Linked DNA regions of Homo sapiens: region 1 is linked to region 2. Evidence: read pairs that join two places in POLR2A ChIA-PET (ENCODE). Cell type or tissue: Panc1. All regions are shown on one strand. Links, peaks and the distances in the headings refer to the core of each region. The heading gives the core; the rest is flanking DNA. Region 1 holds the start of LINC01273 (long intergenic non-protein coding RNA 1273). Region 2 has its middle 31 kb from the start of TRERNA1.

Region 1 (15,183 bases), core at 4,508-12,507, 98 kb after region 2:
AAAGGAAACTGAGGTTCAGAGAAGTTAAGTTGTCCAATGTTTCGTTTTTTTTTTTTTTTTTTTTTGAGATGGAGTCTTGCTCTGCCACCCAGGCTGGAACGCAGTGGCGTGATCTTGGCTCACTGCAACCTCCGCCTCTGGGGTTCATGCCATTCTCTTGCCTCAGCCTCCCAAGTAGCTGGGACGACAGGCGCCCACCACCACACCCGGCTAATTTTTTTGTATGTTTAGTAGGGACGGGGTTTCACCGTGTTAGCCATGATGGTCTCAATCTCCTGACCTCGTGATCCGCCCGCCTCGGCCTCCCAAGGTGCTGGGATTACAGGTGTGAGCCACTGCACCTGGCCAACTTCTCCAGTGTTTTTACCAAGGAGAAAAGGTAAGGTAAGGTGCCGGGTGTGGTGGCTCACACCTGTAATCCCAGCACTTTGGGAGGCCGAGGCGGGTGGATTACTTGAGGCCAGGAGTTCGAGACCAGCCTGGCTAACATGGGAAACCCCATCTCTACTAAAAACACAAAAATTAGCTGGGCGTGGTGGCACGTGCCTGTGCCTGTAATCTCAACTACTGGGGAGGCTGTGGCAGGAGAATGGCTTGAACCCGGGAGGCGGAGGTTGCAGTGAGCCGAGATCACACCACTGCACTCCAGCCTGGGCGACAGAGCAAGACTCCGTCTCAAAAAACAAAACAAAACAAAGATAAGGGAGGGAAGCTGGACACTGGGTATGGCAAGAGTAAACGCCAGGAGATGTGACTGTACCTGGTGTGCATGCAGGGAATGGGAGTCATTAGGAATCCAGAGGAATTAGCGGGGAATAAAAGGCCAGGAGGCCAGGAAGGGCGGAGTCCAGCTCCGTATCGGTGGTGGTTGAAGCTATCTTTGTGTTATGGCCACATCAGGGGTTCCCTTGCATCAATCTTCTTATCTGTGAGGGGGACATAGAGGTGCATTTGTTTGGATTAGATTTGACTATAAGCCACAGATATCCCAAAGTTATAGTGGCTTAAACATGGCAGACACACACACACACACACACACTACACACACACACACACACACGAACATGGCAGACATTTCTTTTCCTTTCACATAGGTATAGGGGACCAGAGGTAGTGTGGCAGAATCCACAATCACCAGGCCCCTTCTATCTGGTCACTCCACCATCTGGTCGGTCAACCAACAGGTGGCTTCCACCTCAGGGCCCAAGAAGGTTGCTCATGCTGCAGCCGTTTTGTCATATTCCAGCCAGCAGGAAGGGGCAAAGAAGGCAACACTTCCCTGCTTTGATCCCACTGGTTAGAACTTGGTCTTAGTCACATGGCACTCTCTGCTGTACAGGAGGCTGGAGAATGCAGTTGTCCTCTGCGGAGACCAACTTAAAAGCTGGGGTTCTATTAATAATAAGAAAGGAAAATGATATTATTAATAGTTGATACTCGGAAGCTTCTGCCACACACATGGCAGGCACGAGTCCTTCTTTTTGGCCTCCAGTGTATGAACTGCTTTCCTAGGCTCTCTAGCCATTGTGGTGTTCCTGAGAGTTCCCCAATTATTTCCCTAGTAGATTACTTGTTTCTTGCCTGTCATCGTGAGCCCTCATAGTGAATGGCATAGGGGACAAGATCAGAAATGCCTGATCAACAATAACGGTGAGCATTTATTGAGCACGTACTGCACGCCAGGCCATGTTATAACCTTACTTCAGCCTCCCGAGTAGCTGGGATTACAGGCATGCGCCACCACGCCTGGCTAACTTTGTATTTTTAGTAGAGACGGGGTTTCTCCATGTTGGTCAGGCTGGTCTCGAACTCCCAACCTCCGGTGACCCGCTCGCTTCGGCCTCCCAAAGTGCTGGGATTACAGGCCTGAGAGCCACCGCACCCGGCCGGACCTGGTTCATTTTAAAATTGTTGTCTTAATCTTAGTTGCTTAACTGCTTGCAATTCTGTGTGTTGGCTGGTGGTTCCTCTGTGGGCTTCCCCTGGGCTTGTGCATGCGGCTGCTTCTGGCTTTCAGCTGTGCTGGCTGGGCTAAGGTGGCCTCATTCATGGTGACATGGGATTCAGATGGGATCCAGATGGGATTCAGATAGCAGCTGATTGTTGGCTGGGGCACCTCTGTACTGCATCTGGGCTCTCATCATCCAGAAGGTTAGACTGGCTTCTGTACGTGGTGTTTTCAGCACAGCATCCAGGAGCCCTAGGCCCAGATGTCCCATAAAGTCTCTTTCTCCCATTTATTCTATCTCAAAGCAAGTCAAACACCAGCCCAGGGCTTCCAGGAAACTGCTCCTCGCTCCTTGTTGGCCCACAGACTTCATTTGTACTCACTAGCAGAGGGATAAGATTACTCTTTGACTCATCCGGCCCTCCAAGGCAGGGCAGGGAATGGGGTCACTTACCTAAGGCACCTGGGTTGCCTGGGGAAGGGGGCAAGTGCAGGGAGAGGGTGGTTACAGAGGGACACAATAGACAATAGGACCATCACCACCCACTGTTTATGTTCGGTGGAATTTCTTTCCAGGCATTTTACAAATATACGCAAGAGATCTTCCTGCCTGCCACACTTATACTGAGAACCTTTTTCTGGAAGCCTCTTGGGACTGTGCCCTAATTGTGTCTAGATCCAGGGCACAATCATACAATGATGTTTTTCCTTTTCCTGGGAGCAGGTGGGAATGACAGATTAAAACTTGCTTTAAAAACTAGAACAAAACATAGGTGAGTTTCTAAAAAAATGCCTTTAAAAATAATAATTCAATTTTTTTTCAAATTTACAGAAAGTTGCAAGAATAGTACAATAAACTCTCAATACCCTAATTATCAACATTTTGCTACACGTGATTTATCCTTCTTTCTCTCCATGTGTACCATTTTTTCGGAACCATTTGAGAGTCAGTTACAGACATAATGCCTTTTTACCCTAAATTCTTCAGTGTGTATTTCTTAAGAACAAAGACATTATCTTATAGGAACTCTATAGTTTTTAAAATCAGAAAATGTCACATTGGTGCAATGCTATAATTTAACTTCTTTTCTTTCTTTTCTTTTTTTTTTTTTTTTTTTGAGATGGAGTTTCGCTCTTGTTGCCCAGGCTGGAGTGCAATGGCGTGATCTTGGCTCACCGCTACCTCCGCCTCCCAGGTTAAAGCAATTCTCCTGCCTCAGCCTCCCGAGTAGCTGGGACTACAGGCACACGCCACCACACCCAGTTAATTTTTGTATTTTTTTTTTTTAGTAGAGATGGGGTTCACCATGTTGGCCAGGATGGTCTCGATCTCCTGACCTCGTCATCTGTCTGCCTCGGCCTCCCAAAGCAGTGGGATTACAGGTGTGAGTCACTGCGCCTGGCCTATAATTTAATTTCTATCGTTCAGATTCAAATCTCGTTATTTATCCCAATTAGGAACTGAGACCCTTTTTTTTTTCTCTGAGTCTGCTTGCAAGGGACATCTCTTATTCTTAAACTAGTGACTATCAATGTCATTGCACCCCTTCTAGGGAGGTAAAATGTCCTTCTGCCCAAAGAGAAGAAAGTCAATAACACATAAAACCTGTTTAAAGAATCTGTGCTTAGAAATCCTCCTCGTAGGCCAGGCGCGGTGGCTCATGCCTGTAATCCCAGCACTTTGGGAGGCCGAGGCAGGTGGATCACCTGAGGTCAGGAGTTCAAGACTAGCCTGGGCAACATGGTGAAACCCCGTCTTTACTAAAAATACAAAAATTGGCTGGGCGCGGTGGCGCATGCCTATAATCCTGGCTACTCGGGAGGCTGAGGCAGGAGAATCACTTGAGCACAGGAGGCAGAGGTTGCAGAGAGCTGAGACTGCGCCACTGCACTCCAGCTTGCGCGACACAGCGAGACTCTGTCTAAAAAAAAAAAGAAAAGAAAAAGAAATCCTCCTCATCCTCATAGGCTCTGTACAGTTACAGCAATGGTTCTCAGTTGGGGGTGATTTTGACTCCCAGGGGACATTTGGCAATGTCTGGAGAAATTTTTGGTTGTCACAACTGGAGGTGGTGATTTACTGGCATCTATTGGGTAGAAGCCACGGATGCTGCTAAACATCCTACAGAGGACGGTTCCCCCGCTGCCTGACAACAAAGAATGACCCAGTCCAGGATGTCAATGGGGCCAAGGTTAGAAATCCTGACCTGTAAGTAAACTGAAGAGGCATGCCTTTTTCTGTTGCAATGGAGCTCCCGTGGATCTACAATTCACCCCAGCAATTCCATTTCCCCCCACCTATGTCACAAAATCCCACCTCTGTAGGCACAGGGAGGTCCAGCCAAGTGTGTTTAGGATCGCTGGAAACTGGAACCAACCTGCATGCCCGTTAGGAGGAGACAGATCAAGCACGTAGTCACGCTGCGCTGTGTTGCTTCCCTCCGCTTCTTTTGCTCCTGGGTAAATAGGGCGGGGGAGGTGAGATTGGAAGGATGCCAGGAATCTTGGGCCCAGCTGCTGCTTTATGACTTAGGGATATAACTGCTTCTGACTCATGCGTGCTTGGCTCTTTGTGATTATGTGCTGAGACACGTCAGCGGGAGGCTGCCCCGGAATGTCTCCCCATGCGAATCGAGGGTGGGGCCTCTGCTGAGTCACCTCTGGCTCCTAGAAGCCTGGCTCAGGGTCAGCTCATTTGAAAAGCGGCTGCCTTTTCTTCTTTTCTCTTCTCTTCTCTTTTTTTTTCTCTCTCTCTTTCATTCACATTATAGCTTGAGTCAGAACTTCATTCCTTTTTAAGGCTGAAGGACCACATTTTGCTTGTTTGTTCATGTGATCGATGATGATGGACACTTAGGTTGTTTCCACTTTTTAGCTATCGTAAACACTGTTGCTAATGGAATATGGGTGTACAAATATTTCTTCAAGATCTTGCTTTCAATTCTTTTGGGTATATACCCAGAAGTGGAACTGCTGCATCATATGGTAATTTCTGTGTTTAATTTGTTGAAGAACTGCCATACTGTTTTCCAGGTTGGCTGTTCCATTTTTAAATTTTATTTATTTATTTATTGTTTATTTGTTTATTTTTTTGAGACGGAGTTTTGCTCTTGTTGTCCAGGCTGGAGTGCAGTGGCGTGATCTTGGCTTATTGCAACCTCCGCCTCCCAGGTTCAAGCCATTCTCCTGCCTCAGGTACCCAAGTAGCTGGGATTACAGGTGTGCGCCACCATGCCCAGCTAATTTTTGTATTCTAGTAGAGACAAGGTTTCACCATGTTGGCCAGGCTGATCTTGAACTCTTGACCTCAAGTGATCCACCTGCCTCAGCCTCCCAAAGTGCTAGGATTATAGGCGTGAGCCTCCACGTCCGGCCTGGCTGTTCCATTTTATATTCCAACAGTGCACAAGGGTTCCAATTTCTCTACATCATCACCAACACTTATTATTATTATTATTATTTTGGAGATGGAGTTTTGCTTTGTCACCCAGGCTGGAGTGCGGTGGCGCTATCTCAGTTCACTGCAACCTCCGCCTCCCAGGTTCAAGCAAATCTCCTGCCTCAGCCTCCCGAGTAGCTGGGACTACAGGTGAGTGCCACCACGCCCGGCTGATTTTTTGTATTTTTAGCAGAGGTGGGGTTTCACCTTGTTGGCCAGGCTGGTCTTGAACTCCTGACCTCAGGTGATCTGCCCACCTTGGCCTCCCAAAGTGATGGGATTACAGGCAGGAGCCACCAAGCCTGGCCTGTTTTGTAGTTTTCATTGTACAAGTTTTTCACTTTTTGGATTAATTCCTAAGGATTTTCTTCTTTTTGATATTATTGTAAATGAAATTGTTTTTATAATTTTTGTTTCAGATCACTCACTGTCAGTGTAGAGAAAAGTAACTGATTTTTGTGTGCTGACTTTGTATCTTGCTACTTTGCTGCATTCATTTATTAATTCTAACAGTTTTTTCTTAGTTTGTGAAATCTTTAGGGTTTCTACATATAAGATCATATCATTGGAGAGCAGAGATTATTTTACTTCTTCCTTTCCGTTTGGATGCCTTTGATTTCTTTTTCTTTTTTTTTTTGAGATGGAGTCTCACTCTTTCGCCCAGGCTGGAGTGCAGTGGCTCGATCTCGGCTCACTGCAAGCTCCACCTCCCGGGTTCACGCCATTCTCCTGCCTCAGCCTCTCGAGTAGCTGGGACTACAGGCACCCGCCACCGCGCCCAGCTAATTTTTCTGTATTTTTAGTAGAGACGGGGTTTCACCGTATTAGCCAGGATGGTCTCGATCTCCTGACCTCGTGATCCACCCGCGTCGGCCTCCCAAAGTGCTGGGATTACAGGCGTGAGCCACTGCGCCTGGCCTGATTTCTTTTTCATTCCTAATTGCTCTGGCTAGAACTACCAGTACTATGTTGACTAGAAGTCAACATAGGGTTTTTTTTTTTTTGAGACAGGGTCTCACTCTGTCACCCAGGCTGGAGTGCAGTGGTGCGATCTCAGCTCACTGCAACCTCCACCTCCCGGGTTCAAGCGATCCACCCAGCCTCCCAAGTAGCTGGGACAACAGGCACCTGCCGCCACGCTTGGTTAATTTTTTTTTGTAGAGATGAGGTTTCACCATGTTGCCCAGGCTGGTCTTGAACTCTTGAGCTCAAGTGGTCCGCCCACCTTGGACTCCCAAAGTGCTGGGATTACAGGCATGTGCCACTGTGTCCAGCCTTGGGCAGCCATTTTGGACCATAAGATGAAAACTGCCAGTTGTCTTCAACAAAAAGAGCGCAAGATAGCAAAAGACTGGGTTCCTGACACCGTAAAGCAACTATGCAGCTCTGGATCACTTTCATTCAGATTAATATGAGAGAGGAAAACAAACTACTTTTTGACTAGGAGGCAGTTGTTATTTGAACCTTTCTTACAGCATGGAGCCTGTATCCCACCATTGTAGTTTGTCTAATGAATAAATGGATGATTGAATAACCAAAGAAGCAGTCAGATCCAGGCCCCCATACAGATTCATGCACAAAGACTCTGCCTTAGCCTAGGTGGGAGCAACGTCCAGGTGCAGTAGAAATATTCATGGCTGGAGGCTAGTTCTTTCTGACACAGGGTCTCGCTCTGTTGCCCAGGCTGGAGTGCAGTGGTGTGATCACGGCTCACTGCTGCCTTGACCTCTTGGGCTCCAGCAGTCCTCTCACCTCAGCCTCCTGAGTAGCTGGAACTACAGATGTGTGCCACCACAGCTGGAGATATATATATGTATTTTTTATAGAGACATGGTCTCACTATGTTGCCCAGGCTGATCTCAAACTCCAGGATTCAAGTGATCTGCCCACCTTGGTCTCCAAAAGTGCTAGGACTGCAGGTGTGTACCACCGTGCCTGGCTGATTTTTTTTCTGTATTTTTTTTAACGACAAGGTCTCACTCTACCAGGCTGGTCTCGAACTCTTTGGCTCAAGTGATTTGCCCACCTTGGCCTTCCAAAGTGCTGGGATTACAGGTGTAAGCCACCGCGCCTGGCCCAGAGGAGCTAGTACTACTAGTTCTAAATCTGGCCTTTCCACTAGCTAGCTGTGTGCCCCTGAGCCACCCATGTGCCCTCTCTGGGTCTCACATTTCTCAGTTGTAAACCCGGCTTAGCAAATCTTTAAATCTATGCAATTTAAAGTTATTTTTGCTCTTTTGCAATTGCATTTCTAGGAATCCATTCCCAGGGAAATTCTCACCACATAGCACATGAACACAGGTGCCAGGATGCAGCTGCACCTTCCTTTGTGGAGCAAAAACTTGGAAATATCCTTAAAAGTGATTAAGTAAATCAGAGTATGAACTGTGCTCTGGAGTGCAAGACCGCGGACTATGGCTTTCTGGATTCTCTGGTGACACCTGCTGGCACAAAGGGATACTGCAGCCCAGCTTGGTTACGTATTGGGAATTTCTAGAAGAAGAGAGGTTCGGGGCAATTGTGTGAGGGTGGTTTGGGAAGGCACAGAGCAGGGAGAGATTTGGAAGGAAGGTCAAGGCAAGGAGGTGGCCTGGGTGTGGAGGTTGCAAGCATAGACTTGGGTTCAAATTCCAGCTTCACTACTTACTAGCTGGGTGAGCCTGGGTGGATTTGGGACTTTCTCTGAGCCTCACTTTCTTCTTCTGTAAAATAAGGATTCTGGGCCAGGTGCGGTGGCTCATGCCTTTAATCCCAGAACTTTGGGAGGCTGAGGCGGGCAGATCACAAGGTCAAGAGTTCGAGACCAGCCTGGCCAACATGGTGAAACCCCATCTCTACTAAGAATACAAAAATTAGCTGGGTGTGGTGGCGTGTGCCTGTAATCCCAGCTACTCGGGAGGCTGAGGCAAGAGAATCACTTGAACCTGGGAGGCAGAGGTTGCAGTGAGCTGAGATCACGCCACTGCACTCCAGCCTGGGAGACAGAGCAAGACTCTGTCTCAAAAAAAATAAAATAAAATAAGGATCCTAAGGCCCGTGTTACAGATTATTGGTGAGGGCTGGGTGAAAGAACTAATTTATTTAATAATTTATTGAAACAACATTTCAATAAAGATGTCAGTGACTGACAATCTCATCTAGGTGCCAGGGATACAGCAGGGGATGAGGCCTGGGTCCTGCCCTCCTGGAGCTTACAGTCTAGTGCAGAGAACACAACAAACCAATAAGCATGCATGTGATATAATCTCAGGTATTATTTTTATTTATTTATTTATTTTTGAGACAGAGTCTCAGTTTGTCACCCAGGTTGGAGTGCACTGGTGCCATCTCAGTCACTGCAGCCTCCACCTCCTGGGTTCCAGTGATTCTCATGCCTTGGCCTGCCAAGTAGCTGGGACTACAGGTACACACCACCATGTCGGCTAACTTTTGTATTTTAGTAGTCGGCTAATTTTTGTATTTTAGTAGAGATGGGGTTTTTCCATGTCGCCCAGGCTAGTCTCGAACTCCTGGCCTCAAGTAATTTACCCACCTCGGCCTCCCAGTGGCGGGATTACAGGCGTGAACCACCGTATCCAGCCTAATTTCAGGTATTTATGACACTACAAACGAAAATAAAGCAGGAGGCGTGCTGGTGTGGGTGGAGGCATTGTTACAAGTGGGGTGTGTGAGGAGGGCATCTCTGAGGAGGCTTGAGCAGAGCCAGAGGAGCCGTGTCGTGTGTGTGTATGGAATGCATGAGAAATGCTAGTGGAAGAGCCTCACACATAGGAAAGGGCCAATAAATGGTGGGTCATCATCTTATTACACACAGCAGAGGGAACGAAAGGAAGAGGGATTGGAATCCGTTTCCCAGGGTCTGCGGCAGTCACAGAGAGTGACAGAAGATTCCCTGGGCTGGCAGGTGGAGCAGCAGCCCTGCTCATGGTGTGGGGGGTGGGGAGCCCTGGACCTGAGGAGACCCAGCTCTGGGTGGCCTTGGGTGAGCCACTCTCTGGGCCTCAGTTTCCTCATTTGGAAAACAGGGCCGATAATGCCCACCTTGTGAAACTGGGGGGTGTCACAGGCTGAATGATGACCTCCTCCAAATAATTATGTTGAGATTCTAACCCCCAGTACCTCAGAATGTTACTGTATTTGGAAATAAGGCCTTTAAAGGGGTAATTAAGTGGCCAGGCACAGCGGCTCACGCCTGTAATCCCAGCACTTTGGGAGGTGGAGGTGGGCAGATTACTTGAGGTCAGGAATTCGAGACCAGCCTGGCCAACATGGTGAAACCCTATCTCTAGGAAAAATACAAAAATTAGCTGGGCATGGTGGTGAACATCTGTAATCCTAGCTACCCGGCAGGCTGAGGCAGGAGAATTGCTGGAAGCCGGGAGGCGGGAGTTGCAGTGAGCCGAGATCCCGCCACTGCACTCCAGCCTGGGTCACAGAGTGAAGCTCCCTCTTGAAAAAAAAAAAAAGGTAATTAAGTAAAAATGAGGTCATTAGGGTGGACCCTAATCCAATATAATCGTTGTCTTCATAGGAAGAGGAAATGTGGACACAGACACAAACAGAGGGAGGGCCATGTGAGCCCAGAGCAAGAAGGCGGCCATCTACAAGCCCCGGAGCGAGGCTGCGGGAGAAGCCAGCCCCGCTCACACCTTGACAACAATCTCTGTTGATTAAACCACACAGTCTGCAGTCCTCTATTACGGTGAGCCCTGCCAGCTGAGATGGGGTTGACGTGGGAATACAGCTGGGCACACAGGAGGCCCTCAGTGGAGGCTGGTTTCTTTGGCCCAGTGCCACATGGAGCCCGTCCACTGGCTGAGCTGGGGGCCTGATTGTGGCCACTCAACGTCTCTGTAAAGCTCAGGGTCTGCCTTGAGATCCTGCACTTACCACGGAGTGGCCCTGCCTTGGGGACCCATCTCACCTCACTTCTGCCCTCCTTTCTGGTTCATGACTCAGCCATCCACTAACCTCCCGTGGTAGCACTGTGGCCACTCTGTAAACGACAGCACCACTGGTGTCTCATTGGGGGCCAGTCTGGAAGAGGGAGACCACCCTAGGCATTTCAGACAGAAGGGATGGAATACAGGCATTGCTTACACAGAGGACGGACGAGCCGAGATGCAGAAAGGCCAGGTGAAGCATTGGCCACAGCTGGAGGCGCTCCACCCTAGGCCAGCGGGACAGAAGGAAGCTGGGTCCGAGAAGCCAGGGCTTGGAGCCACAGTGGGGGCTGCCTGGTAGGAGTTGACCAGGGAGGGAGGGTCTGTCGGGCGGGGGCGGGGGCTCTTTGCCTTCCGATCCAAGCTCCGCCCTCTGCAGCTCTGCTCTGTGTATCCCAGAGCTGACCCTGCGGCGCCTTTCCCAGGCTCGCGTCCGGTGAGTTCCTATTGGCCAACGGGAGGCCCCGGTCGGGGAGCGCCCCGGGACAGGCCCCTGTGCCTCCCGCTTTGCGGAGTGACGCAGGCCCTGGGCTACAGCAACCTTACCAGCCCCTCCAGCTTAGAGGTGGCAGTGGCTCTCTGCGGCTGCGATTTCTTTCTCGGAGCGTCCTCCCCATCCCGTTCGGCCTCTGCCTCCACCGTCGTCTCTGTAACCCGTTCCCTGTGGGAGAGTCTCTGTTGCGGTGTTCAGGGGTTTCGGTTTTCTGGCTGAACAGTGATTAACGCGAGGGAAGGCGCTGACGGCAAGGTGGCAGGTGACCAGCCCAGCAGGCCGCCCAGCCCTTCCCTTCCTACAGACAGAAGCACTGAGGCCTGCAGAGGGGACAGGCAGGTGGGCGTGGGGGATCGGGGGCAGCCCTGGAGTCAGACAGGCCTTGTTTTGTCCCAGGAAGAACATTCCAACACAGACCACAACACCTATGGACCTGGAAAACATTGTGCTCAGTGAAAGAAGCCAGACACAGAAGGACAATGTTGTATGAGGTACCTGGGATGGGCAGATTCTGAGAGATGGAAAATAGAATAGAGATTACCTGGAGAGAGGGGGGAATTGTTGAATGAGGACAGAGTTTGTGTTGGGGATGATGGAAAAGTTTTGGATACAGAGAGTTATGACGAGTATACAGCATTGTGAATTTTTTTTCTTTTCTTTGTTTTTTGTGACAAGGTCTTATTCTGTTGCCCAGGCTGGACTGCAGTGGTGCAATCCTAGCTCACTGCAGCTTCGACCTCCCGTGCTCAAGTGATTTTCCCACCTCAGCCTCCCGAGTAGCTGGGACTACAGGTGCGTGCCACCACGCCTGGCTGATTTTTCTTGTATTTTTTTGTAGAGATGGGGGTATCGCTATGTTGCCCAGGCTGGTCTTGAACACTTGGGCTCAAGTAATTCTCCCGCCTTGGCCTCCCAAAGTGCTGGGATTACAGGTGTGAGCCACTGTGCCTAGTGTGAATGCATTTAATGCCACTGAATTGTACACTTAATAATGGTGAAAAATATAAATATTCTGTTAAATATTTTACCACAATAAAAAAATGTGTGACAGTTGTCAGAATCAAAATGGTGTCACTAATGTTTTTTTTTTTTTTTTTTTTTTTTTTTTTGAGATGGAGTCTCGCTCTGTTGCCCAGGAGGGAGTGCAGTGGTGCGATCTCGGCTCACTGCAAGCTCCGCCTCCCAGCTTCACACCATTCTCCTGCCTCAGCCTCTTGGAGTAGCTGGGACTGCAGGCACCCGCCACCACGCCCAGCTAATTTTTTGCATTTTTAGTAGAGACGGGGTTTCATCGTGGTCTCGATCTCCTGACCTCGTAATCCGCCCTCCTCAGCCTCCCAAAGTGCTGGGATTACAAACGTGAGCCACCGCGCCTGGCCTGGTGTCACTAATGTTAAGAAAACCTTCACAAATAGAGGCAGACCATGAAGAGAGGGGTCTCATTCTTATATGCCTGATAAAGAAAGACTTTAAGAACTACAACCCTTGGCGGGGTGCAGTGGCTCATGTTTGTAATCCCAGCACTTTGGGAAGCTGAGGCAGGTGGAATACCTGGGGTCATGAGTTCGAGACCAGCCTGGCCAAAATGGTGTAACACTGTCTCTATTAAAAATACAAAAAAAATTAGCCAGGCGTGGTGGCAGGCGCCTGTAATCCCAGCTACTCAGGAGACTGAGTCAGGAGAATCGCTTGAACCTGGGAGGTGAAGGTTGCAGTGAGCAGAGATAGCACCACTGCATTCCAGCCTGGGCAACAGAGTGAGACTCTGTCTCAAAAAATTAAAAAAAAAAAAAAAAAAGAAGCCGGGTGCGGTGGCTCACGCCTGTAATCCCAGCACTTTGGGAGGCCAAGGTGGATGGATCACATGAGGTTGAGAGTTTGAGACCAGCCTGACCAACATGGAGAAACCCCGCCTCTACTAAAAATACAAAATTAGCCAGGTGTGGTGGTGCATGCCTGTAATCCCAGCTACTCGGGAGGCTGAGACAGGAGAATCGCTTGAACCCGGGAGATGGAGGTTGCGATGAGCTGATAGTGTCATTGCACTCCAGCCCAGGCAACAAGAGCAAAACTCTGTCTCAAAAAAGAAAATATTTATTTTTAGAGACAAGGTCTTGCTCTGTCACCGAGGCTGGAGTGCAGTCATAGCTCACTGGAGCCTTGAAGTCCTGGGCTCAGGCAGTCCTCCTGCCTCACCTCCCAAGTATCTGAGACTACAGGCAGGCACCACTATGTCCAGTTAATTTTTAAATTTTTTCATAGAGATGGAGTCTCACTATGTTGCACAGGCTGGTCAGTCTAGACAATTTTAAATTAAATATGTAACTCACATTAACAGGTCACATTATTTATTTATTTATTTATTTATTTATTGACACAGGGTCTCGCTCTGTTGTCCAAGCTGGAGTACAGTGGCACAATTTCGGCTCACAGCAACCTCTGCCTCCCGGGTTCAAGCGATTCCCCTGTCTCCGCCTCCCGAGTAGCTGGGATTACAGGCGCCCACCACCACGCCCGGCTAATTTTTGTATTTTTAGTAGGGACAGGGTTTCACCATGTTGGCCAGGCTGGTCTTGAACTCCTGGCCTCGTGATCCACCCGCCTTGGCCTCTCAAAGTGCTGGGATTACAGGCATGAGCCACCATGCCCAACCGCAGACATCTTTTTGTTTTGTTTTTTTTTCTTTTTTTTTTTCTTTGGAGATGGTGTCTCGCTCTGTTGCCCAGGAGGGAGTGCAGTGGCATGATACCTGCTCACTATAGCCTCGAACTCCTGGATTCAAGCGATCCTCCCACCTCAGCCTCCTGAGTAGCTGGGCCTACAAATGTGCAACACCACGCCTGGCTAATTAAAAAGGTGACAGAGAGACCCTGTCTCAAAAAGCAAACAAACAAAAAACGACACATGTGCGTGTGTGTGTGTGTGTGTGTGTGTCTGTGGAGAGAGAGAGAGAGAAAGAAGGAGAATATGATACATCAAATGTAGTAAAATGAAAACATTTGGGAAATATTTGAAGTATTTGTAACTTTTCTCTAAGTCTGAAAGTATTTCAAAATTAAAAAAAAATTTAAAAGGTGAATAGTGCCAGGTGTGTTGGTGCACGCCTGAAATCCCAGCACTTTGGGAGGCCAAGGCAGGTAGATCACCTGAGGTCAGGAGTTCGAGACCAGCCTGGCCAACATGGAGAAACTCCGTGTCTACTAAAAATACAAAAATTAGCCAGGCATGGTGGTGGGCACTTGTAGTCCCAGCTACTCGGGAGGCTGAGGCACGAGAATTGCTTGAATCTAGGAGGTGGAGGTTGCAGTGAGCTGAGATTGCACCACTGCACTCCAGCCTGGGCGACAGAGCAAGACTCTGTCTCAAAAAAAAAAAAAAAAAAAAATGGTGAATAGTACCAAGCGGTGGTGGAAGATATGGGATATAAAACCCTTGGGCACAGCTGGTGTGAGTGGAGACGGGACAGCCTTTCTGTAGAGCACCTGGTACTTAGTCAAATTAGTCCCCCCATCCCCTACAACCTACTCTCAAGCCAAAGTCCCAGAGACATCCTCACACCAGCCCTAGAGGGTGCAAGGAGGTGGCAGCTCACCTTATCTGTGGTGGGGCAGGTTGGGGGTCACTTGGGTGTCTACCCCAGGGACTGGGCGGCTGAGACTGGGGACTGCTCATAGAAAGGACCGTGGATGAGCCACAGCTACAAAACCCTTCACACAAGTGTTCATGCCACAAAGTAGCCACATGTGTTTTGCAGGGACACATTCCAGCAAAAAGACACAAAGTGACAGAATGGCTGCCTTTGAGTGGGGGTGAGAAGAGGTGGATGGCAGGTACCAGAAGAGAAGGGAATAAATATATGAAGAAATACAACCCCCTCGGGCAGTGCCTGGCACAGCATAAATGCCCAGGAAAAAGAGGCCCAGTTGCTTACGTTCCCGGCGACAGGGCCGGGACCAGCGCCGGCTTCCTGGTGAAGGAGGCCACCCTTTCCTCTTGAGGGGTCTGAGTATGCATGTCAGCACCCGGTGGGCACCCAGCACCCAGCTGACCAGGGGCCTTCACCTCTGTGGGGGTTACCGGCCTGGCCCTGAGAACTGGATGAAAGCTGGAATAATTCTTTCTGTAATAAAGCAAACGCAACCACGTTCAACCTTTCCCTTCATTTCAGAGGCTTCCCGCACCTGATGCCTCCCACAGCCTCAGGCTGAGTCCCCAGGTGCTCCAGTGGGGGTGGCAAAGCTGAGCACTGAGTTGGTTTCCATAGTTTTCATCATTAAAATGTTTAAATGACTAGGCCGAGCACAGTGGCTTCTCAGCATTTTGGGAAGCCGAGGTAGGCAGATCGCTTGAGCCCATGAGT
Region 2 (15,183 bases), core at 2,577-10,576:
TGATTTCATAGGAAGCAATGACCTTGGGCAAAAATGTCACAGGGCATCAGCCTAATGGATTCGGCCTGGCTGACAGTGAGCAGGAGGGTTGGAGTCCTCCTCCTGGGGCTGGGTTCTTCAGGGTGGGGGAACTCAGGGATCTGGGTCATTGCCTGTGGTCAGGGTGAGGAGACAGAGGCCCAGGGGCCAGCAGCCTTCCCAGGGTCACCCAGCACTGCCTGACCTCTTCCACCACCTTGGGGCCTTTGGGAAGGACAGGGTCGGTGGGGGTAGAGGAACCTGCAGGGGCCAACAGACCTTCTCCTGGCAAGTCATTGATGCCTCAGTTTCCTCTTCTGTAAGATCGGTTTGATTAATAGTTCCGATCTCAGGGCTGGGGGAGAGTCCATGAATTGCTTTATAATGAGCTCAGCATAGAGAAGGTGCTCATTACGTCTTTTTTTTTTTTTTTCTTTTTGAGATGGAGTCTCACTTTGTTGCCCAGGCTGGAGTGCAGTGGTGCGATCTTGGCTCACTACAACCTCTGCCTCCCAGATTCAAGCGATTCTCCTTCCTCAGCCTCCTGAGTAGCTGGGATTACAGGCATGCGCCACCACACCCGGCTAACTTTTGTATTTTTAGTAGAGATGGGGTTTCGCCATGTTGGCCAGGCTGATCTCAAACTCCTGACCTTAGGTGATCTGCCTGTCTTGGCCTCCCAAAGTGCTGGGATTACAGGCGTGAGCCACTGCGCCCGGCCGCTCGTTAAGTCTTGACTGTCATTCTTGGTTTGCCTCACATCTCTGACCCCATCTGGAACGCTCTGTACTTAGCACTGGTTGCTGGGTGCTGCCAGTCCTGGGTTCAGATCCCAGCTCTGGTGGGTCACCCTGAGCTAGTGACAGAGACTCTTGGAGCCTCAGTGTCCTCATCTGTGAAATGGGGCCACCAACACTACCAAGGAATGGTTGGGAGCAAAGTGAGATGGTGGCTGTGAGGCACTTCAGGCACCTCAGCTCATCAGGGTAAGTAAAGTCCTCTGTTGACCTTGCCAGGCTAGAAGTAGCTAATTTATCGTCATGGTGGGTGGCAGAGGGGCAGCTAAGGCCACTGGCTCAAGGTCACAGGGATCAGAGTGGAATCTCACTTTGTGGCTCAAAGCTGTGTGATCTTGGGCAAGCCACTTGGCCTTTCTGGGCCTCAGTTTCATCCTGTTGACATCAGAAGACCCCAGGACCATACAGTGGAGGGCTGAGTGTAACTTGGCATCCAGTCAGTGATGTGTTTTGCACCCAATGCCTGGCACAGTGCTGCACCCACCAGGAGAGGTGGGAGGGTGATGGCTCCCAGGTCGTCTGCCCAGGTGGGCCGTGCCTGCCGGAGGGGAGACTTTTCCTAATCTGAACAAAGGCCTCCTTTCTTCCATCCACACCCTCCCTGGGAGTACAGCCTCACACCTTAAACTCCATTTCCACAGGGGCCACTCTGGTGCCTGTCCCCAGGTCACTCTGGACTGGCCAGCCTCCTTGAGCCCCTGATCTGAGGGTCTCACAGGCATCGTAGTTTAACACACTCCCACCCAGCACCGGAAGGCCCCCACAAACTGGCTCTTCCTGAGCCTCCCCTGGGCTAGGCCAAAACCTGGGAGTCCCCCAGCTCCTTTCCCCCTCTTACCCTCTCACTTCTGAGTCCTGTGGGCTCCCTGGTCTGAGCGTTCTGCATTGCATGGAAGTCTAAGAGGCCACAGGAAAGGCATGCATTCCGGAATCAAGGAAATGCGGGAGCTGGAGTCTCATTCTGTTGCTATGTTGCTCAGGCTGGTCTTGAACTCCTGGCCTCAAGTGATCCTCTCACCTCGGCCTCCCAAAGTGCTGGCATTATAGGCACGAGCCACTGTGCCCGGCCACTGATCAGTTCTTACCTCTTCTGGAACACCAGGTCCAGTGCCATCCTCTGCCCCTCTGGTCTACTGCAGTCAACTGCCTGCTTCCAGCAATGCCCCGTGGTCTGTTCTCTGCAGGAAGCTAGAGGGAAGCTAGAGGTAAAAACCTGGAGCACATGCGTCCCTCCTCTGCAATGGTTCCCATCTCCCTTGGAGAAAAAGATGGATCTTTGAAAGGCCCTGTAGGATCTGCCCCACCACTACCCCTCCCCCACCCCATCTCCTAAGCCTCCTCCTCCCTCCCTGACCCTGTACTCTGCTCCAGCCACACTGGCCTCCTGGTTGTTTCTCCAACAAATTAGGCATGCTCCTGCCTCACGGCATTTGCACTGGCTGCTTCCTCTGCAGGACACATTCTTCCCCCAGATGTCCACATGCCTCACTCCCTCACCTCCTGCAGGTCTTTGCTCAAATGCCACTTCTCAAGCATCAGGCACCTGCCCCCATTCCAATTTTCAATGGCACCTCTGCCCCACCCCATCCCCTATCCCCCTCCCTGCCTTGTTTCCCTCTATAGCATTTATCACCATCTCATCTTCTACATGGTTTACTTTTTCATCTGTTTACTGTTTCTCCCTAGTCCTTTGCCCTGACTGTCACCATTCCCAGAACATCCATTTCACGAGGGCCGCGTTTTCTGACTATTTTGTTCCCCGCTGTGTCTGCTGGGCCTAGGGCAGTGCTGGGCACACGGTAGCTGCTCATTAAATATCTGTGGAATGGGCAGCTCTGGAGTGTGGATACCAACATGCCCCTGGTGAAGCGGGAGCTCTAGGATTTGGAATCAGCCTGTAAGCTGTAGAGGGCAGTGCCCTTTGGATGGCACAGCCAGGTAGGCATGTTCCCAGCAGGGGTTTGTGGGAAACGGCTGTGGAGGGTCCTGGTGTCTACAGTCAGATTCCCAGGGCAGGATGCTGACAGATGGGCCATGGCACGATGGGGAGGCCAGGTGGTGTGGCTGGGTCCGGCTTTAAGCCTCTGGCCACCGTGTCAGGTTTGTAAAGCAAAGGGTCAGGAAGGCACCAAGGGCAGTGTGGCCGGAAGTGAACGGCCCAGGCTTCTGGGAAGAAAAAGAATTACATTCCAAGGAACCCATGGCTTGGGCGCCTGAGCCACTGGGGGCAGGGAAGAGTATGAAAGAGGCAGGGCTGGCGTGGGCAGATGGTGGCCTTGCCTGAGGTTCAGAGTGGTCAGGTCTGTAGGTCAGGGTGACCCTGGAGAGCTGGGATTTGGACCAGGTCAGGGGAAGTGTCCCCCAGATTGTGAATGGCTGGGGCGTGGCAGCCAGTCCACAGCTCCTGCTGCTGTTGGGAGGGGAGACCCCCACTCTGGGCTGGGGTGCAGCTCAGGGAGCCCCGGAGCTGACTGAGCCACTTCCTTGTGCCAGGCGGTGTCCATGTCCACCCCCAGGGCGAGATGTGGGCAACCAAGCCAAGAGAGGGGGCTGCCAAGGCCACAAGCTCATCCATGTGTCCATTTATCCATCTGTCCATTTATCCATCTGTCCATTTATCCATCTGTTTACAGAGTGTCTATTGCATGCCATGTGCTGCAGACTCTTTTTTGAGACAGAGTCTAGCTCTGTTACCCAGGCTGGAGTGTAGTGGCATGATCTCGGCTCAGTGCAACCTCCACCTCCCAGGTTCAAGCGATTCTCCTGCCTCAGCCTCCTGAGTAGCTGGGATTACAGGTGCCCACCACCATGCTCAGCTAATTTTTGCATTTTTAGTAGAGACAGGGTTTCGCCATGTTGGCCAGGCTGGTCTCGAACTCCTGACCTCAGGTGATCCACCTGCCTCGGCCTCCCAAAGTGCTGGGATCACAGGTGTGAGCCACTGCGCCCAGCCCCTGTGCTGTGGACTTAATGTGATAATGTGACTTGCATCTTACCGCCCAGGGCCTCTGCTCTTGCTGTTCTCTTGGCCTGGAACAATACCTACCAGACTCCAGGGCTGGCAGCTCCTCCTCACTTGGGGTCACCTCCTCCAAGAGGCCCCCTGCCCACTGCTGCCTGCCTGCCCTCTGTTCCTTTACTTGGGTATGTGCTGAACGCCTGGAAAAGAACCTAGTGCATTTCCTTCTTTGTCTGTTGTCTAACTCCCCCATTCAAATATCAGCTCCACGAAGGGAGGGTTTTGTCTCATCACTGCATGTCCCTACACACGGTATTTGGCACACAGTAAACACTCAATGAATGCTTGTTGAATGAATGAATGGACAAATGAACAAATGGAAGCTCTACTGGGGAAGCTCAGGGATGGAGACTGGCTCCTAACCCAGAGGGAGGGGATGTCCTGGGTAGCGCAGTCCTGGAAGATGCAGTCACTGGTAAACTGAAGCCTAAAGAAGCTCAGGCAGGCAGGTGAAGAAACCAGGGGGATGGTTTTGTTTCAAAACACCTTCCTCCAAGGGAGGAAGAGGTGAGCTACCTCCAAGGTTGCTCAGAGGTGGAAACTGTGATTAAAAATAAAAAAGGCGGCCAGGCATGGTGGCTCATGCCTGTAATCTCAGCACTTTGGGAGGCCAAGGTGGGCGGATCACCTGAGGTCAGGAGTTTGAGACCAGCCTGGGCAATATGGTGAAACCCCATCTCTACTAAAAATACAAAAAGTAGCCGGGTGTGGTGGTGCACACCTGTAGTCCCAGCTACTTGGGAGGCTGAGGTAGAAGAATCGCTTGAACCCGGGAGGTGGAGGTAGCAGAGAGCCGAGATAGCGCCACTGGACTTTAGCCTGGCGACAGAGCAAGACTCCATCTCAAAATAAATAAATAAACAAATAAGGCTAGAAGTGGTGGCTCACGCCTGTAATTCCAGCACTTTGGGAGGCCAAGACGGGAGGATCGCTTGAGGCCAAGGGTTCAAGACCAGCCTGGGCAATATAATGAGACCCTGGCTCTACAAAAACAAACAAAGCCTTTAATTCATTGCTACCATAAAAATCGAGACATTTCACTACATCCTGATGTCCCTGTCTCTCTTGAAGACTTGGAAGATTTGGCCATGTGGGCCAGCATTCTAGAGGCAAAGGTGGTCAGTCCTGTGTTCTCCACAGCCCCTATCAGGTCCTTGAGGTATGTGAGCTTCAAAGCCTTGTATTCACAGCATGACCCCCACTACCCCCACCTGCTGGGTGACCTTGGACAACCCTTTCTGAGTCTCAGCTGGTCCTTGGCAAAAAATGGGTTGGAGGCCAGGCATGGTGGCTTACGCCTGTAATCCCAGCACTTTAGGAGGCCAAGGCAGGAAGATCACTTGAGCCCAGGAGTTTGAGACCAGCCGGGGCAACACAGCGAGACCCTGTCTCTACTAAAAAAAATTTTTTTTTTTTGAGACTGAGTCTCGCTCAGTCACCCAGGCTGCCGTGCGGTGGCGTGATCTCAGCTCACTGCAAGCTCGCCTCCCGGGTTCACGCCATTCTCCTGCCTCAGCCTCCTGAGTAGCTGGGACTACAGGCACCCGCCACCACGTCCGGCTAATTAAAAAAAAAAATATTTTTTAATTGGCCAGTGGCCTGCACCTGTAGTCCCAGCTACTCAGGAGGCTGAGGCAGGAGGATTGCTTGAGGAGGAGGTTGAGGCTGCAATGAGACTTGATCATGCCACTGCACCCCAGCCTGGGTGACAGAGTGAGACCCTGTCTCTAAATGAATAAATAATTAGTTGGGCGTGGTGGCGCCCACTTGTAGTCCCAGCTACCCGGGAGGCTGAGGAAGGAGAATCGCTTGAGGCCAGGAGTTGGAGGCTGCAGTGACCCGTGATCGCATCACTGCACTCCAGCCTGGGCGACAAGAGACCCTGTCGCAAAAAAAAAAAAAAAAAAGAAAGAAAGAAAGAAAGAAAAAGGGTTGGAAGCGCACTGGGGGAAAAAGCTTGCCCACTCCGCTTTGGGAGCCTCCAGCAGGCTCCCGCTGTGCCAAAGGCACACACCCAGATGTCCGGTGGTCCACCCCTGCCCCGGCGGTCACGCCTGTCCCCTCCTCCAGCCCCAGCCTCGGGTCGGCTGAGAGATGACGCGTGGCCCGGCCCAGCCGGAGCGTTGGTCCCTAGAGCGCTAGCGCCCTCTGCTGGCCAAGGGCGGGCGTGCAGGCCCGAGCCAGAACGGGGAAGCCGGGCGCCAGGAGAGCGGGGAGGAGCTTCACTCTTCTGGTCGGTGAGATGGGGAAGAGCAATAGCGAATACATAAGCAGAATACACCGAAAGGAAAGGAAAGAACAATAGCGAAATAACATTTACGGAGGGGTGCTCCGTGCCGAGGACTGCAAGAAGCCCACACCATGTAAAACCACACGTAATCCTTAGAATAACCCGGCGAAATGGCAACGGAAACGCACAGAGAGGTTAAGGAGCCCTCCCGGGGCCACACAGCTGGTAGTGGAAACGGCTGACTCCTGGGCCTGCACTGGCATCCACCGAGGCGGAGAGAGGATGTGAAGGTGTCACCTCCGCTCATTCACTCATGCATGGCCTTCCAGCCAGCCATTCACCCATTCACAAGTATTCACTGAACACCTACTGTATGCCCAACATTGTGTGAGATGGCAGGAACACAGCCGTGAACACAATTGGCCTCATCCCTACCCTCTTGAAGCTGACATTTTAGTGGGGGTGGGAGGGGGCAGATAATAAACATGAATATATCATTAACAGCTGGGCCAGAGGCCAAAGGATAAACCTGTATGCGCTCGCTGATGTTACTCAGGCTCCTACCCCAACATGATTTTTTGCCGCATCTGAGCCCTACCTGTACTTTTACTTGACATTTGCTCCTAGATAATTGGTTTTTACTTAAGTGTATATATATATGTGTATATCTATATCTATATCTATATCTATGTATATGTTTATTTATTTATTGAGACAGAGTCTCGCCGTGTTGCCCAGGCTGGAGTGCAGTGGCACAATCACGGCCCACTGCAACCTCCACCTCTTGGGCTCAAGCGATCCTCCCACCTCAGCCTCCCGAGTAGCTGGGACTACAGGTGTGCAACACCATGCCCAGCTAATTTTTGTATTTTTTGTAGAGAGGGGGTTTTGCCGTGTTGCCCAGGCTGGTCTCAAACTCCTGGACTCAAGTGATCTGCCCACCTTGGCTTCCCAGAGTGCTGGGATTACAGGCATGAACCACTGTGCCAAGACAAAGTTGCTGGGTTTTTTTTGTTGTTTGTTTGTTTTTTGAGATGCAGTCTCACTCTGTCTCCCAGGCTGGAGTGCAGTGGCACAATCTCGGCTCACTGCAACCTCCGTCTTCCAGATTCAAGTGATTCTCCTGCCTCAGCCTCCCTAGTAGCTGGGATTACAGGCACGCACCACCATGGCCAGCTAATTTTTGTATTTTTAGTAGAGTCGGGGTTTCACCATGTTGGCCAGGCTGGTCTCAAACTCCTTGACCTCAAGTGATCTGCCCACCTGGGCCTCCCTAAGTGCTGGGATTACAGGCATGAGCCACCGTGCCCGCCTGCCGAAGGGTATTTTTAAAAGGGAATTTCGGCATGGTGAAACTCTGTCTCTACTAAAAATATAAAAATTAGCCGGGCATGGTGTTGCGCACCTGTAGTCCCAGCTACTTGGGAGGCTGAGGTGGGAGAATCGCTTGAACATGGGAGGCAGAGGCTGCAGTGAGCCGAGATCGCGCCACTGCACTCTGGCCTGGGCCACAGAGCGAGACTCCATCTCAAAAAAAAAAAAGGGGGGGTGGTGGGAAATCTCATATCACCACACCTACCCAACCAGTATCAGTTGTCACCTATCAGACAGCATCCTGGACTGAGGGTGAGGTATTGACATCACTGTTATATTAATCAATGTCCTTGGCATGCCACATCAGTTCCCCTGGTTCCTGGCAGGGGCACTAGAATCTCCCACTGGGAACCCCAAGATGAAGCCAGCCCCAGGGCCAGGCCTAGGGAATGAAGGTGCCATCAGCTTCTGAAGAAGGTGGGTGGCCTCTCCAGGATCCTCCAAGCCACTGTGGCCTGTGCTTTCTCTGGATTCTGCTGGTGACCCTGAAGAATCTGAGGCACAGGCCTTCCCTGGCCAATCAGAAAGCAGTGGCTTCCATCTTAGCTTCCTGCCCACCATGGACAACCCTGGGTCGTGGAACCCCCGTCTGCTCTCTTTCATGGCTGGCAATGGGTGTAAGGGGGACTTGCTCAGATCTGATTCTCAAAATTCCTGCCAGGGAAGGCCAGGCTTCTGAGCCAGTCCATCTGTTGCCCCCTGACCCAGCCACCCAGCTTCCCTGCATGCAGGGCAGAGGGAACAGGAGGCCCCACGGGGCCACTGGGACCCCTCCCTTGTCACTGCCAGTGGCCTCACAGGTCCATGTGACCCACCAAGAGAGGAAGGCCAGGCCCAGCCCTGAGGAGTGATTCATTCATTCAGTTTACACAGTCAGACTTTGTGCTGGACACTGTTTGTTGTTGTTGTTGTTTTGTTCTTTGAGACAGGGTCTCACTCTGTCACCCAGGCTGGAGTGCAATGGTGTGATCTTGGCTCCATGCAACCTCCGCCTCCCGAGTTCAAGTGATTCTCCTGCCTCAGCCTCCGGAGTAGCTGGTATTACAGGTGTGCACCACCACGCCTGGCTAATTTTTGTATTTTTAGTAGAGACGGGGTTTCACTATGTTGGCCAGGCTGGTCATGAACTCCTGGCTTCAGTGATCCTCCCACCTCACCTCCCAAAGTGTTGGGATTACGGACTTAAGCCACCGTGCCCGGCCTAGACACCATTTTTTATTTTATTTACTTATTTATTTATTATTATTATTATTATTATTATTTTGAGACAGAGTTTTGCTCTTGTCTCCCAGGCTGGAGTGCAATGGCGCGATCTCGGTTCACTGCAACATCCGCCTCCTGTGTCCAAGTCATTCTCCTGCCTCAGCCTCCTGAGTAGCTGGGATTACAGGCACCTACCACCACACCCAGCTAATTTTTTGTATTTTTAGTAGAGACAGGGTTTCACCATGATGATCAGGCTGGTCTTGAACTCCTGACCTCAAGTGATGCACCCGCCTCTGCCTCCCAAAGTGCTGGGATTATAGGCGTAAGCCACCACGCCAGGCCTATTATTATTATATTTTGAGACAGAGTCTGGCTCTGTCACGCAGGCTGGTACAATGGCTTGATCTTGGCTCACTGCAACCTCCGCTACCCAGGTTCAAGTGATTCTCCTGTCTCAGCCTCCCGAGTTGCTGGGATTACAAGCACGTGCCACTACGCCCAGCTAATTTTTGTATTGTTAGTAGAGATGGGGTTTCACCATGTTGGCCAGGCTGGTCTCGAACTCCTGATCTCAGGTGATCCACCCACCTTGGCCTCCCAAAATGCTGGGATTACAGGCGTGAGCCACTGTGCCCAGCCTTCAACACTATTTTTAACACTGGGTTCATGGCAGTGAAGAAGCCAGATGAGGCGCCCACCTGCAAGAGGGACAAAGGAATAACTACTGCAATGAATGAGATAGTTAAAATACACTGGGCATGGGAGTCCAAGGCGGGTGGATCATTTGAGGTCAGGAGTTCGAGACCAGCCTGGCCAACATGGTGAAACCCCGTCTACCAAAAATACAAAAATTAGCCGGGCGTGGTGGTGCACGCCTGTAATCCCCAGCTACTCGGTAGGCTGATGCAGGAGAATCGCTTGAACCAGGGATGCAGAAGCTGCAGTGAGCTGGGATCGCAGCACTGCACTCCAGCCTGGGTGACAGAGTGAGATTCTATCTAAAAAAAGAAAAGAAAAAGAAAAAAAAAAGAGGCCAGCTGCAGTGGTTCACGTCTGTCATCCCAGCACTTTAGGAGTCCAAGGCAGGCGGATCGCCTGAGTTCAGGAATTCGAGACCAGTCTGACCAACATGATGAAACTCCATCTCTACTAAAAATACAAAAATTAGCCGGGCATGGTGGCAGGCGCCTGTAATCCCAGCTACTCGGGAGGCTGAGGCAGGAGAATCACTTGAACCCAGGAGGCGTAGGTTGCAGTGAGCCAGGATAGTGCCATTGCACTCCAGTCTGGGCAACAGAGTGAGACTCTGTCTCAAAAATAAAATAAATAAAATAAAATAATAAAATAAAATAAAATATAAAATAAATAAATAAATTAATTAATTAAAATAAATAAAATAAAATAAAATATGCCTGTATCCTTGGATGGAGAAACCTGCTCCTAGAACTGTGTTCTACAGAGGTATGCAAATGCACACACATGCCCTGAGGCCAGCGGGCAGCAGAGCAGCAGAGACCACCTCAGGCCCAGCAGTCCAGGCCTGGCCACCGTGGTGGTGGCCCTTCATGTGCTGGGTGTGCTGCGCTTAACTACGGAGCGGATCCCCAAGGCTGCTCTGCAGGGCACTGGGAAGAATATCCCGGGGAGGAGCTAAGTGGAGATCACATTCCCATTTGCGTAAAAAAGTGGGGGAAGTGCATGAGGGGAGGGGGAAAGAATGCGGAGTGGTGCTGGCTGCACTTGCGTTTGCTCGCGTGCTGCCTGTGCCATCTCAGAGGCTCACACACTGGTGCTTGCCTTGGGAGAACGGGGTCAGAGGTGAGACTTTGCCCTGCACTCTATTCCCTTTATTTTCTTTTTGAGACGGAGTCTCACTGTGTCACCCAGGCTGGAGTGCGGTGGTGCAAGCCCAGTTCACTGCAGCCTCCATCTCCCAGGTTCAAGCGATTCTCCTGCCTCAGCCTCCCGAGTAGCTGGGATTACAGGCGTCTGCCACCATGCCTGGCTAATTTTTGTATTTTTAGTAGAGACGGAGTTTCATCATATTGGTCAGACTGGTCTCGAACTCCTGAACTCAGGTGATCTGCCCGCCTCGGCCTCCTAAAGTGCTGGGATGACAGACGTGAACCACTGCACCCGGCCTCTTTTTTTGTTTGTTTTTCTTTTCTTTGTTTAGACAGAATCTCACTCTGTCACCCAGGCTGGAGTGCAGTGGTGTGATCCCAGCTCACTGCAGCTTCTGCATCCCTGGTTCAAGCAATTCTCCTGCCTCAGCCTACCGAGTAGCTGGGATTACAGGCGTGCACCACCATGCCCGGCTAATTTTTATATTTTTGGTAGACGGGGTTTCACCATGTTGCCCAGCCTGGTCTCAAACTTGTTGGCTCAACGGATCTGCCAGCCTTGGCCTCCGAAAGTGCTAAGATTATAGGCATGAGCCACTGCCTCTGGCCAACTCTGTTAATTGACACATAAATGTAGGGAGACTTCACGTACAAATCTGCCTTCACAGCTTCCTTGGAAAATCAGAAAGATCTGGCATTCACTCAGCCCATGTGCCCAGTACTTAGTAACACCTTCACACTCACCTGTCCCCACCCAGCTGCATAACATCAGACACATATCAGAACCCCAAGGATGTGGCCCGTGTCTTCTTCTCACAGTGACAGGGCCACCAGCAGCAATGAGGTGGCTCTAGCCTAAGGTCTCCTCTCTCCCAAGGTCACCTTGGCCCGTGTGTGACAGCTGACTGCATCTAGCAGGTGACCTTGCCCAGGTCTCACAAGGAAGTCTTTGAGGTTGATCTGTTATCTTCTGGAGCTCAGAGCTCTGTACAATCCACCCACCCCAGCAGCTTGTTTCTTGCAAACTGGAAAGAATGAAGCTTTCACAAGCTGCCTTTTTTTTTTTTTTTTTTTGAGACTGAGTTTCACTCTTGTTGCCCAGACTAGAGTACAATGGCGTGATCTCGGCTCGCCACAACCTCCACCTCCCAGGTTCAAGTGATTCTCCTGCCTCAGCCTCCTGAGTAGCTGGGATTACAGGCATGTGCCACCACACCCAGCTAATTTTGTATTTTTAGTAGAGATGGGATTTCTCCGTGTTGGTCAGGCTGGTCTCAAACTCCCGACCTCAGGTGATCTGCCTGCCTTGGCCTCCCAAAGTGCTGGGATTACAGGCGTGAGCCACTGAGCCCAGCCAAGCTGCCTCTTCTTAAAGGAATTTCCTCCTCTGCCAAGTAAGGAAATCCCTAATGCTGTATCTTGAACTTTGTCATGAGGCTCCGTGATGAAGGAGTGACGTCAAGAAGGGACAGGCCAAGAGAGGGAATGTGACTGTCCCTGGGCTCCCTAAGGTTCTCTGAGGGGAGGTGCAAGAGGCCAGGCAGGGGCCGGGTGCGGTGGCTCATGCCTGCAATCCCAGCACTTTGGGAGGCCGAGGCGGGCGGATCACCTAAGGTTGGGAGTTCGAGACCAGCCTGACCAACATGGAGAAACCCCGTCTCTAATAAAAATACAAAATTAGCCAGGCATGGTGGTGCATGCCTGTAATCTCAGCTACTCGGGAGGCTGAGGCAGGAGAATATCTTGAACCCAGGACGCAGAGGTTGCAGTGAGCCGAGATCATGCCATTGTACTCCAGCCTGGGCAACAAGATTGAAACTCCGTCTAAAAAAAAAGGCCAAGCAGGGATCCACAGGCAGGGTGGAAAGGGGCACAGAGGCAGGGGCCGCTCCGTTTATGTGACGCCATCCACATCGTTATGCAACACCACAGCTAAAGGTGCAGTACAGCCAACAGTGCTCCCACCCAGAGGGCCGGAGAACTTTCTCCAGTGGAGATGCAGTCCAAGGAACTGGCTCTTGCCCCAAGACCAGAGTCAGTCAGAGATCCAGGGCAGTGGGGCCCCATGGCTGGCTTGCTGTTGGTCAGCCAGAAGGGGTGCTTTCTACACCTGCTGTCTCCCCGACCTTTGTCAGGTAACGACAGATGTTTCCCCACACCACAAGTTTCCACACAGTGAAAATTACCAGTGGATGCATCCCCTCCGGTACACAAACCTGGCAGGGGCTGGAGACCAGAGGTGTGACCCAGGGAAACCACCTGGCAAAAGTGGCAACATCTGGCCAGGCGCGGTGGCTCACGGCACTTTGGGAGGCTGAGGGGGGCAGATCATCTGAGGTCAGGAGTTCAAGACCAGCCTGGCCAACATGGTAAAACCCTGTCTCTACTAAAAATACAAAAAATTAGTTTGGCGTGGTGGCGCATGCCTGTAGTCCCAGCTACTCAGAAAGCTGAGGCAGAATTGCTTGAATCCAAGAGGTGGAGGTTGCAGTGAGCCAAGACCACTCCACTGCACTCCAACTTGGGCGACAGAGAGAGATTCCGTCTCGGAAAAAAAACAAAAACAAAAACGTGGCAACATCTGAACCTCAGACAAGCACTTCCTGTGTGCCCTAGGCTTAAACTCTGTCCATAAACTTTAGACCATCTGTAAACCCACCACCAAGGAAGAGCAAATTACACAAACGTGGGACACAGTGCCCACAAGATCACAGATCCAAACAACTGTCTCAGAGGGTTTTGAGTGTTGTTTCACAGGCCTTAAGCCCAGGTCCACCCAGCCCGCATCCCCTCTGGTATATAAACCTGGCAGGGGCTGGGGACCGGAGGTGTGACCCAGGGAAGCCAGGTAAAGTGCACACTCTAGGATTTGAGACAGGATTTGTTTTCCTCTTGGGGGTAACTCAGCACAGAAGAGGCCACCTTTAGATTTAACCACGAATTTGTTCTGGGGTTTTCCAGCAGCATTTTATTATTTATTTATTTTTTGAGACGGAGTCTCACTCTGTCGCCCAGGCTGGAGTGCAGTGGCACGATCTTGGCTCACTGCAAGCTCCACCTCCCGGGTTCACGTCATTCTCCTGCCTCAGCCTCCGGCGTAGCTGGGACTACAGGTGCCCGCCACCACGCCCGGCTAATTTTTTGTATTTTTAGTAGAGATGGGGTTTCACTGTGTTAGCCAGGATGGTCTCGATCTCCTGACCTCGTGATCCACCAGCCTCAGCCTCCCAAAGTGCTGGGATTACGGGTGTGAGCCACCGCGCCCGGCCATTTTATTTTTTAGAGACAGGGTTTCCGTCTGTCGCCCAGGCTGGATGCAGTGGCACCATCATGGCTCACTGCAGCCTCGACCTCTCAGATTCAAGTGATCCTCCCACCTCAGCCTCCTGACTAGCAGGGACTACAGGCGTGCACTACTAACCTTTTTTTTTTTTTTTTTGAGACAGTCTCGCTCTGTCGCCCAGGCTGGAGTGCAGTGGCGCAATCTCGGCTCACTGCAAACTCTGCCTCCCGGGTTCATGCCATTCTCCTGCCTCAGCACCTGCCACCACACCCGGCTAATCTTTTATATTGTTAGTAGAGACAGGGTTTCACCGTGTTAGCCAAGATGGTCTCGATCTCCTGACCTCGTGATCTGCCCGCCTCGGCCTCCCAACATGCTGTGATTACAGGCATAAGCCACCGCGCCCGGCTACACTGGCTAATTTTTTAACTTTTTATAGCGACAGGGGTCTCACTATGTTGCTCAGGCTGGTCTCAAACTCCTGGGCTCAAGTGATCCTCCTGCCTTGGCCTCCCAGTGTTAGGATTACAGGAGTGGGCCACCATATCTGGCCTGAAATAATTTTGGAACCTCTCCTCTCCTCCCTTGGGAGGGCTGACTGAGGATGAAGAACCCACAGCTTTCCCTGGCCCAATGTATGTACTTTCAGAACTGAAGGGCACCAGTCCCTGCAGAGGACTCCAAAGACCATCCAAAGAAATCTGGGCAGGGCTTTCTGGAGGGTGGCCTGTTGGGAAGAACCTGGCCCTTTCCTTACAGCCAGCTCTTCTCACACCTGAGCTGGCCCCAACAGCCAGAGGGAATAGCCTGCTCCTGCCACAGGGCACCAAGATCGTACCTGTATGTAGTTGGGACTACAGCAGAAGTTCAAACTCTGGGTAAAAACTAGACACGTTCCCACTGCATATGCAGTAGATGGTAGACAAATAGTTAATCATCAGATCAAAAAAAAATTTTTTTTAAACATCAGAAATACATGTGACAATCCGATGATTTTTTTTTTTCTCTGAATAGACTACTAAGTCCAGCCAATAAATGGCTTCTAGTGGAGGCTTAATAGCTCAAGACCTGTGAGGCTACTTAAATCAAAGGAAGAACGCTTTTTTAAACTACCATCTTGGGCTGGGCACGGTGGCTCACGCCTGTAATTCCAGCACTTTGGGAAGCCAAGGTGGGTGGATCACCTGAGGTCAGGAGTTCAAGACCAGCCTGGGCACCATAGTGAAACCCCCATCTCTACCAAAACTACAAAAAATTAGCTGGGTGTGGTGGCGGGTGCCTGTAATCCCAGCTATTCGGGAGGCTAAAGCAGAATTGCTTGAATCTGGGAAGTGGAGGTTGCAGTGAGCTGAGATCGCGCCATTGCACTCCAGCCTGGGCAACAAGAGCAAAACTCTGTCTCAAAACAAAAC

What was found. ChIA-PET counts read pairs that join two places held together with the same protein. Peaks named below come from ENCODE experiments on the same cell type or tissue, not always from the same donor. Only the 100,000 strongest peaks of a DNase experiment are listed, where the experiment ranks them.
Region 1: POLR2A ChIA-PET joins it to region 2 with 14 read pairs; 12 of 35 experiments call an interaction of 5 or more read pairs at or near these places.

What each region holds. Positions count from the first base shown.
Region 1 is chr20:50,161,704-50,176,886 of GRCh38, forward strand. It overlaps LINC01273 (long intergenic non-protein coding RNA 1273), which reads left to right and starts at 10,867. Exons shown (of 3, transcript NR_109943.1): 1 at 10,867-11,085; 2 at 11,220-11,314; 3 at 14,578-14,968. LINC01275 (long intergenic non-protein coding RNA 1275) reads right to left here and starts at 4,497. Exons shown (of 2, transcript NR_183899.1): 1 at 4,327-4,497; 2 at 1,064-1,392. RefSeq lists enhancers at 3,839-5,038, 10,565-11,066. In Panc1, for the core only: CTCF peaks have their summits at 7,843 (motif pointing left) and 8,103; a DNase peak (open chromatin) is centred at 7,828; H3K4me3 peaks cover 2,715 bases; H3K27ac peaks cover 7,448 bases.
Region 2 is chr20:50,065,466-50,080,648 of GRCh38, forward strand. No RefSeq gene overlaps it. Among named protein-coding and RNA genes, the nearest start is that of TRERNA1, 31 kb to the left of the region's middle. RefSeq lists a silencer at 5,855-6,094 and enhancers at 7,591-8,100, 8,101-8,610. In Panc1, for the core only: a CTCF peak has its summit at 5,985 (motif pointing left); a DNase peak (open chromatin) is centred at 6,036; H3K4me3 peaks cover 812 bases; H3K27ac peaks cover 288 bases.